Regions from separate parts of the Homo sapiens genome. Here region 2 is linked to region 1. The links are chromatin contacts, found by Hi-C or POLR2A ChIA-PET in ENCODE. All regions are on one chromosome and are shown on one strand. Each heading gives the region's core, a stretch centred on a gene start or an enhancer-like site at or near the end of the contact. The rest is flanking DNA. Distances are from core to core; before and after follow the strand shown. Region 1 has its middle 170 kb from the start of ADGRG6. Region 2 overlaps HIVEP2 (HIVEP zinc finger 2).

The links. A loop is a pair of places that touch in the nucleus more often than their neighbours do. ChIA-PET counts read pairs that join two places held with the same protein, here RNA polymerase II (POLR2A). Pooled maps may share reads with other maps.
Region 2: a pooled map shows a loop between it and region 1 (3-fold over the local background). The contact joins two enhancer-like sites. A Hi-C loop is called at or near these places in 1 of 168 maps with a recorded cell type or tissue (K562) and 3 of 50 pooled maps. POLR2A ChIA-PET finds 5 or more read pairs at or near these places in 3 of 52 experiments (AG04450, HEK293 and naive thymus-derived CD4-positive, alpha-beta T cell).

What each region holds. Positions count from the first base shown.
Region 1 is chr6:142,472,201-142,476,512 of GRCh38, reverse strand. No RefSeq gene overlaps it. Among named protein-coding and RNA genes, the nearest start is that of ADGRG6, 170 kb to the right of the region's middle. Within about 2 kb of position 1,877, at least 3 of the 41 ENCODE cell types and tissues checked have a DNase peak (open chromatin) inside an H3K27ac peak, as active enhancers do.
Region 2 is chr6:142,817,687-142,821,690 of GRCh38, reverse strand. The region is part of intron 2 of HIVEP2 (HIVEP zinc finger 2); the gene reads left to right. Among named protein-coding and RNA genes, the nearest start is that of HIVEP2, 130 kb to the left of the region's middle. RefSeq lists an enhancer at 1,516-1,985. Within about 2 kb of position 1,955, at least 10 of the 41 ENCODE cell types and tissues checked have a DNase peak (open chromatin) inside an H3K27ac peak, as active enhancers do.

The DNA.
Region 1 (4,312 bases), core at 628-3,127:
ATGAGATCTGACATATCTTTTAAAGGTCATTCAGTCTGTTGTGTGGAGGATGGATTGAAAGGTGGAGGACCGATGAGGAACCCAGCCTGGAGATATTTGCAGGAATCCTGTGAAAGAAAACAGAAACTTTTACTTGGTGTTCATACACTGCTATTATTTGCCCTATGAGGTCTTCTCATTCCTAGGAAGTAATGTTATTAACCAAAATTAAAATTTAGAAACCAAAGTAACTTGTCAAAAGTGTTGGAGCTCTGTTGCAAACCCAGGAAGACTAATTCTAAGGCCCATCTTAGACACCCTCCCATAGTCCTTTGACCTTAAGTTGCCCTTCCCATCACTGCTGATGGCCATGTGGTTGAACGGTTTTCCAGAGCTCTTTGGCCCAATACACCATGGTGCAGCATAAGCCATACCACCTCTGGCTTTTGGCACTTACTACAGCCAAAAGTCTGTTGCCTAAATGCAGGGGAGCCACAGCGTTCTCCACAGGCAACCTTCTCATTTCTGAGAGCATGTGCCAGAGGATGTTCACAGCGGAAACCTGGCTGAGTGTGTTTAAGGGCCCTGTAAAGCATGAAGATAATGTCATTATTCAGAGGCATCGTGTTGAAAAATATTGAAAATGCTTTAAAAGTCAGTTTCTCTTTGTTCTTAACAATTGACTATTCCAGTTTGTCATCATCTTCAGGATTTAGTTTTTTTTTGGTTGTTGTTGCTTTTGTTTTTTACCAAACAGTAATCACTTTTGAGGGTATTGCTATCTCACAATTAATTCAATGAACTTGAGGGATAATGAATATTCAGAGCTGAAAGGTGTTTACAAGATCACCCAGTCTGATAGTTTACAAACTGTGCTCTGAGGAAACCTAAGATTCTAGGGGAGAAAGGAGGAAACTCAAGAGGAAAACGTCTCTTTCAACTCTAGCATTTTCCTTTATTATTTTAGGTTTTGAACTTCTGAATAAGAGTCTTAAAAAGAAAAAAAGGAAAAAACATTCCCTTGGTAAAAATGCTTGAACTTACCTAGTCCAATGCCTTACTTTTTACATAAAAGTAATTAAATAATTTGCTTAAGATCCCACAAAGGGGTCAGTGATGGGGCAAGGACTGGCATTCTTAATCCCTGAATTTGTGATTTCGAGAATCAGTGTGGTACCACGGATAGAGAAAATATTGGTCAACAGACTTGGAGCTAATCATTACCAGTGTGTTTGGGCAAGTCACTTTGCCTTTTTAAAGTATCTTCATTTATAAGAGAATTTTGTTGTATTTTGTTTTCCTTCCTTCCTTTTGCTATAATATTTTCTCTCAGAAATGTGACTTTCAATGAATGAGGAGCAGTGAGATGAAATTTTAAAAGACAAGACTGGGACAATTCTCTCTTCTTAATTGTGCTTGCAAGTTTAGTTTAGCACCCTCCATTAGAGCAGCTTTTGTCTCTTTTATTAACTAATGCAACCCAGAAGACCCTTGCACTTAGTAGCAGATCCGTTAATATTTGTTTAGTAGCTAGGTCTACCAAGCTCCAAAAAATTGAATAAGCCATTTTGTTCTAAGGGATGCGCCACTGTTATTAATGCTGTACTGCCATCTTCTGGTCACATGAATAATTACAGTTGCATCCGTGAAAATGAAATCCTTCAGGAACTTGTTCCTTTTTTGTTTTTATATTGCAGTAATAGCATTTAGAGAAAAAAAATTGTGGGAATATCTTATTGTTGTTATAAGCAAATTTTAAAGGTGATCTTTTTAGAGTAGGAAACGTTTACATTTTCTGTGCAAAATGACAAAAGAAATATGTACCCTCACCTGAGAAAGCCAAGCAAGCCAGGGAGAAGAAAGGCTGGAAGCTAAGGAACAGAGGCACCGGGAGGTAAAAGGAACCAAACCCCGGCGCTGGGCGCCGCCCTGCGGACACTCCGGTCCTCAGCTAGAGGGAAGGGGAGACGGCTGGGCCTATGGCGAGGTGGAAATCCTTCCTCAGAGAACTTATGAACTGTGAGCTTGTGAGAGTCCAGAAACCCTGGGAAAATGCCAGGTCCACTAGCTATAGGCCTGGTTCTTCAAAAGCAAGATTTCCCTCACCATATTTTAAAATAAACCCTTGTGGGCCTTTTTTTTTTTCTTAGAAGCCAAGATACGTTGCTACAAAGTGAGATTTTCCTCTGGGCTACAATTGTGTCCTATAAAATATGGATTGTTCTAGAGAAACTCTAAGGCAATAACTTCGAAAACCATTACATCTGATAAGCATTTCTGCTTTCCTGTTCAAAAAGTGTCCTCCCAGCTGGGCGTAGTGGCTCACGCTTGTAATCCCAGCACTTTGGGAGGCCGAGGCGGGAGGATCACGAGGTCAAGAGATCGAGACCATCCTGGCCAACGTGGTGAAACCCCGTCTCTACTAAAAATACAAAAATTAGCCGGGCGTGGTGGCGCACACCTGTAGTCCCAGCTACTCGGGAGGCTGAGAGACAGGAGAATCGCTTGAACCCGGGAGGCAGAGTTTGCAGTGAGCCGAGATTGCACCACTGCACTCCAGCCTGGCGACAAAATGAGACTCCGTCTCAAAAAAAAAAAAAAAGTGTCCTCCCAACACCCCCCATCTAAGATAAAGTACCTGTGAAGAGGAGACCTTATATAACCCATCAGCAGATGTGATTAAAGACTTTAAGATGGGGGATCATCCTAGATGTGATTTAGGAGAGACCCATGTAATCGCAAGGATCCTTAGAAGAAGGGGCAGGCAGACCAAAATCAGAGACCTGCAATGTGACACTTGCAATGGAAATAGACTGGAATGATGTGGTCACCAGTCAAGGAATCTTGGCCACAGCTTCCAGGAGCTGGAAGTGGCCAAGGATGGATTCACACCTGGAGCCTCTAGAAGGACCAGCCATGTGGATGTCTTTATTTTAGACCTATGAGACTTCTTTCAAACTTCCGACTTTCAGAACTTTAGGAGAATAAATTTGTGCTGTTCTAAGTCGTCAGTTTTGTGGTAATTTGTTATGGTGGCAATAGAAAATGAATTGAGTCTTTAATCAATAAGGGTTGTTTTAACATAATCACCATGCTATTATCACACATCACAAAATTAATAATGCCTTAATACCATCAAATATCATATCCAAAGCTCCTTGATATTATGGTTCTAATCACCTTGTATTGTCATTACCTGCTTTCACCACTAGACCATGACATTATTAAGGTGTGGGGTTGATTCTATTCCGCAGTGGATCCCCTGCAGTGCCCAGATCATTGCATATAGTAGATGCTTAAAAAACCAGGGTAAATTGAAATGAATCACATCAATGATAGCTTCAGCGTGAAGTTTCTGAAAATTCAACTTCACTGTTATGACTACATATGTTAAGTCAATATAACGACAAAGTCATGAAGCTTTTCCTTTATGTTTTCTTCTAGGAGTTTTAAAAATTCATGTCTTATGTTTTAAGCCTTTAATCTATTTTTAGTTAATTTTTATGTATGGTTTAAGATAAGGGTTTAATTTCAGTTGATTGCATGTGGATATCCAGTTTTCCAATTTCCATTTGTTGAAGAGACTATCCTTCTCCTGTTGTATGTTCTTGGAATGCTTGTGAAGATCAGCTGACCATGGTGTGTGGGTGTATTTCTGGGTTCTCTATTCTGTTTTGTTCATCTGTATGTCCGTCTTTATGTCAGTACCATAATGTTTTGATTACTCTAGATTTGTATTTTGAAATCAGGAAATGTGATGCCTCCAGTTTTGTCCTTTCTCAAGATTGATTTGGCTATTCATGGTCTTTTATGGCTCTACATGAATTTTAAAATTGTATTTTCTATTGCTATAAAAATGCCATTTAGATTTTGTTAGGGATTACACTGAGTTGGTAGATTGCTTTGGGTAGTATGGACATTTTAACAATAATAGTAGCTCTTCTAATGCAGGCTGTCTTTCCATTTGTTTGTGTCTTAGCTTCTTTCATTCATGTTCTATAGTTTTCAGTATACATCCATTTCATCTCCTCAGCTAAGTTTATTCCTAGATATTTATTCTTTTTGGTGATAATGAAAATGGATTGTTTTTGTAATTTCCTTTTCAGATGGTTCATTGTTAATGTACAGAAAAGCAACTGATTTTTTTTCTTCTACCATAAGCTATTTCTTACTGGAAGGATAATTTTTAATTTTTTTTTATTTTTAATTTTTATTTATATTTTTAGAAACAGGGTCTCACTCTGTTGCCAAGGCTTCAGTGCAGTGGCACAATCAAAGCTCACTGCAGCCTCAAACTCCTAAGCTCCATCAATCCTCTTGCCTCAGCCTCCTG
Region 2 (4,004 bases), core at 706-3,205, 350 kb before region 1:
TTAGGAACTCGTGTCACATTATTTCCTCCTCACTATTAGGCTAATAGATACCTGAAATATCAACAGAAAAATATACAGTTAACAGCTAGCATTTAGAGTTCACTTCCTCGTGCCATTTTTAAATGCTGTATAATTCTGTTAACAATATTATTTGTATCCCCATTTTCTGGATGAAAAGACTGAGGCACGGAGAGGTTAGGTAACTTGCCTGAATATTTGTATGTCTGGCAAGTGGCAGAGATGGGACTGAAAGCAAGTATTCTGGCTCCATGGTCCATGATCTGGGCCACTATGCTACATGTCCAGTTATTACTTTAATGCTTTAAGCCATAGTTGTCCAATCTGTCTTTCTTTGGTTCGGGGTTAGACTACGAATGAGTGTATCTGGGATGAAGAGCCTTTGGATTTTTTTTTTTTTTAAATGTAGTCCTAGGAGGAACTCTTCCCAGTCTGCTGGAGCTGTCTCTGAAAGGTACTATGTCATTTGGTTCAAAGTCTGTTCGGCTTTAATCCCTTGCTTGTATATATTCAGGCAATATGGGGAAGGAAAAATATGTTCATACCCAAAAAGTTTAGTAATGCTGCAAAATGCTAGATTTGGATTGACTCTGGCTCCATTTCAAGGACATGACAGTGCCTTGATCTTTGCTTTTGAAGCCTTCTTGTCAGCAACATTGGCAAGTACACCTTTGAAAATTTATATCTGAATTCTTGTGTTTTGAAAAAAAAAATGTTTGTTAGTGTTTCTCTTCTTGAACACTGGTTGATGCTTTGCCAACTAGTTAAAAGTCTGCAAATCTGAGTGCTGGCTGAGAAGCTAAGCTTGCTATAACTAGTTATCCCCAGATGGCCAGATTCTGTTATGTACCACTTTTATAGATGCTCAGTGGTTGCCTACATGGGGTTATGAGGTGTACTGTTCCACTTGTTTTTGCCAGGCATGCACAGTACATTATTTGATAGGCTGGGACAGATGGTATAGCTCAAATGAAAATGATGAGGGAGAAAAGAAAGTGAAAAAAAAATAGAAAAAGGGCATTTGATTTTCTAATTCACATTTCGGAAGTGAATTTTAGCGTCTGTGATTGACTAATAAATGCAGTGTTGCTGTAAGACTTGAATTCATGAACGTCTGTTTAAACAGCTATAACTGAGTAATCAGCAGGAAGCAACCTTTTCCTTCGTGGATGCTGTCCCAAACTTCATGGGGTCTCCTCCAGATCTGAAAATGTTTGGGCCATTGAAAGACATCAAAAATAGATCTGGATATTTCAGAGTATGATATACCACCACCAATACCAACCAAAACAGAAAAATCCCAATTATATTTTTAAACTGGAAGAGAGGGAGGGGAGGTGGTGAGGATACAGAGAGAGAGAGAGAGAGAGAGAGAAGAGAGAGCGAGCCTGGTAAAGTAGTGGTGATAAGGACAATTAATCAGTCTTCGTACAGCTGCTTCCTGACATTTCTGCAAATTGTTGTGGAAAAATTAATGAAGGTTAGATCAGTAATAGTTTCAAGCTTGGCCAGTGGAAAGTATGACAATGTTTCCATCAGCAATTAAATCGGGCTGCTTTCTTTTTTCTATAGGGGAAGTGGTATGATGTATGTTCCCCACAGGAAATGGAAAACGGCAGCTGAACTGTGTGTGAGCCCAGGTATGGAGGAGCATTTGGGAGTGCTCCAGCCGCCTCTCCTTGATTAGCACCACAGATTTGCATTTTTCTGCTGAAAGGATTTTGCTATACAACACGCCGAAATCCTTCCTTTAACAGAGAGTGAGAATCTTGGGATTTTATTGCACGGACATGGATGTACTGTGGATCTAAGCTTTGGGAGCCAGAAAGTGGAACTTATGACAAACAGAAAGTGAAACTCACCTATCTAATTTTATTTTTCAAGCTGAAGGTAGTTCAGTACAGGCCCTGTTCACATCCTGTGTAACCCTATGGGATTTTCCCCAGTATTAGTTAAAAATTTTCCCATAGGGTCACACAGGATGTGAATTAAAGTAAACACTTAACAAGCATGATGAAAAGGAAATTAGCTTTCTAAATGGTCCTTTCACTGTTAACATCCTGAATAGTTATTAGAAACATGGGAAAGGGTCACTTCGGTGTCTCCTTATCAAGTTGTTACCTTATAGTAGAATATATGAATCTTCTTCCCTGTTATATATGAAATGGATTTCCTTGTATGTGAAACTTAAATTTACAAAAGTATTTTTCCTTTTGGAAAACATTAAAAAGCTTAGCAGAAGTTTGTAGATTCTTGCTTCATAGCCTTTTCTGGGGTAGAGGTTTATAAACCCCTTTAAGATTCATAAAAGCTCCTGACTCTTTTCCCCAGGAAAATGCACATAGACACAACATTTTGCAACATTTTTGAAGTTTTGCATATCTCTTACATAGACCTTGAACCCCAAGCATTTTTCTTTTTTTCCCCTTTTTTCTTTTTTTAAAATTTGAGACAGGGTCTCACTCTGTTGCCCAGCCTGAAGAGCAGTGGAGTGATCATAGCTCATTGCATCCTGGGCTCAAGCAACCCTCCTGCCTCAGCCTCCCAAGTGGCTGGGACTACAGGTGCACACCACCATGCCCAGCTAATTTTTTCCTTCCTTCCTTCCCTCCTTCCCGCCCTCCCTCCCTCTCTCCCTTCTTCCCTGCCTCCCTTCTTTCCCTCCCTCCCTCCCTCCTTTCCTTTCTTCTGTCCTTCCTTCCTGACAGGTTCTTGCTATATTTCCCTGGCTGATCTTGAACTCCTGGCTTTAAGCAGTCCTCCTGTCTCGGCTGCCCAAAGTGTTGGGATTACAGGCTTGACCCACCTTGCCTGGTTCCTGGGCATTTTTTAATGGACTGGGTTTTAAAAGCTTTTTTTTTCTTTTCTTTTTCTTTTCTTTTTCTTTCTTTCTTTCTTTCTTTCTTTCTTTCTTTCTTTCTTTCTTTCTTTCTTTCTTTTCTTTCTTTCTTTTCTTTCTTTCTTTCTTTCTTTCTTTCTTGTCTCTCTCTCTTTCTTTTTTTTTTTGACAGAGTTTTACTCTGTCCCCCAGGCTAGAATGCAGTTGTGCAATCTTGACTCACTGCATCCTCCACCTCCTGGGTTCAAGAGATTCCCAGGCCTCACCCACCCAAGTAGCTGGGATTACAGGCATATGCCACCACGCCTGGCTAATTTTTTGTGGAGACGAAGCTTCATAATGTTGCCCAGGCTAGTCTTGAACTCCTGACCTCAAGTGATCCACCCGCTTTGGCCTCCCAAAGTGCTGGGATTACAGGCGTGAGCCACCGTGCCCGGCTTTAAAAGCGTTGTATGGGCAGATAGAAACTTACAGCTACAACCATAAACTGTTAATCATTATAAGTAAATATTTCGTAAGAGGTAATTTTTAGGAAACTTTAAGTGCAATAAAGATTATTTCACTTTTCCACCTAAAGAAGGCTTCCTTGCCTTTAGAAGGGAGCTTGTACATTGGACAAAACATACAAAGCTGTGTTTGAAGCTGGCTGTGTGGCATTCTAGCAGGTGACTTTAGTTGTCCTGCCTCAGATTCACCATGTCTAAAATGGTGGCAACAATGAGGTAATTTGTCACCTGTGTCTGGCAAATAATACATGCTTCATACACATCCCTTCCTTCCTCCTTTGAGATTTAGTTTATTTTTATTTTACTTGTTTTTTTTTTTTTTGAGACAGAGTCTCACTCTGTTGACCAGGCTGGAGTGCAGTGGCGTGATCTTGGCTCACTGCAACCTCCGCCTCCCAGGTTCAAGTGATTCTCCTGCCTCAGCCTCCCGGGTAGCTGGGATTACAGGCATGTGCCACCAGGCCCAGCTAATTTTTGTATTTTTAGTAGAGATGTTGGCCAGGCTGGTCTTGAACTCCTGACCTCAGGCTATCCCCCTGCTTCAGCCTCCCAAAGCGTTGGGAATTGCAGGTGTGAGCCATCCTACCCAGCCAAGATCTACTTTAAGTGTCACTTTCTTGCGCATCATTTTACAATTCTTC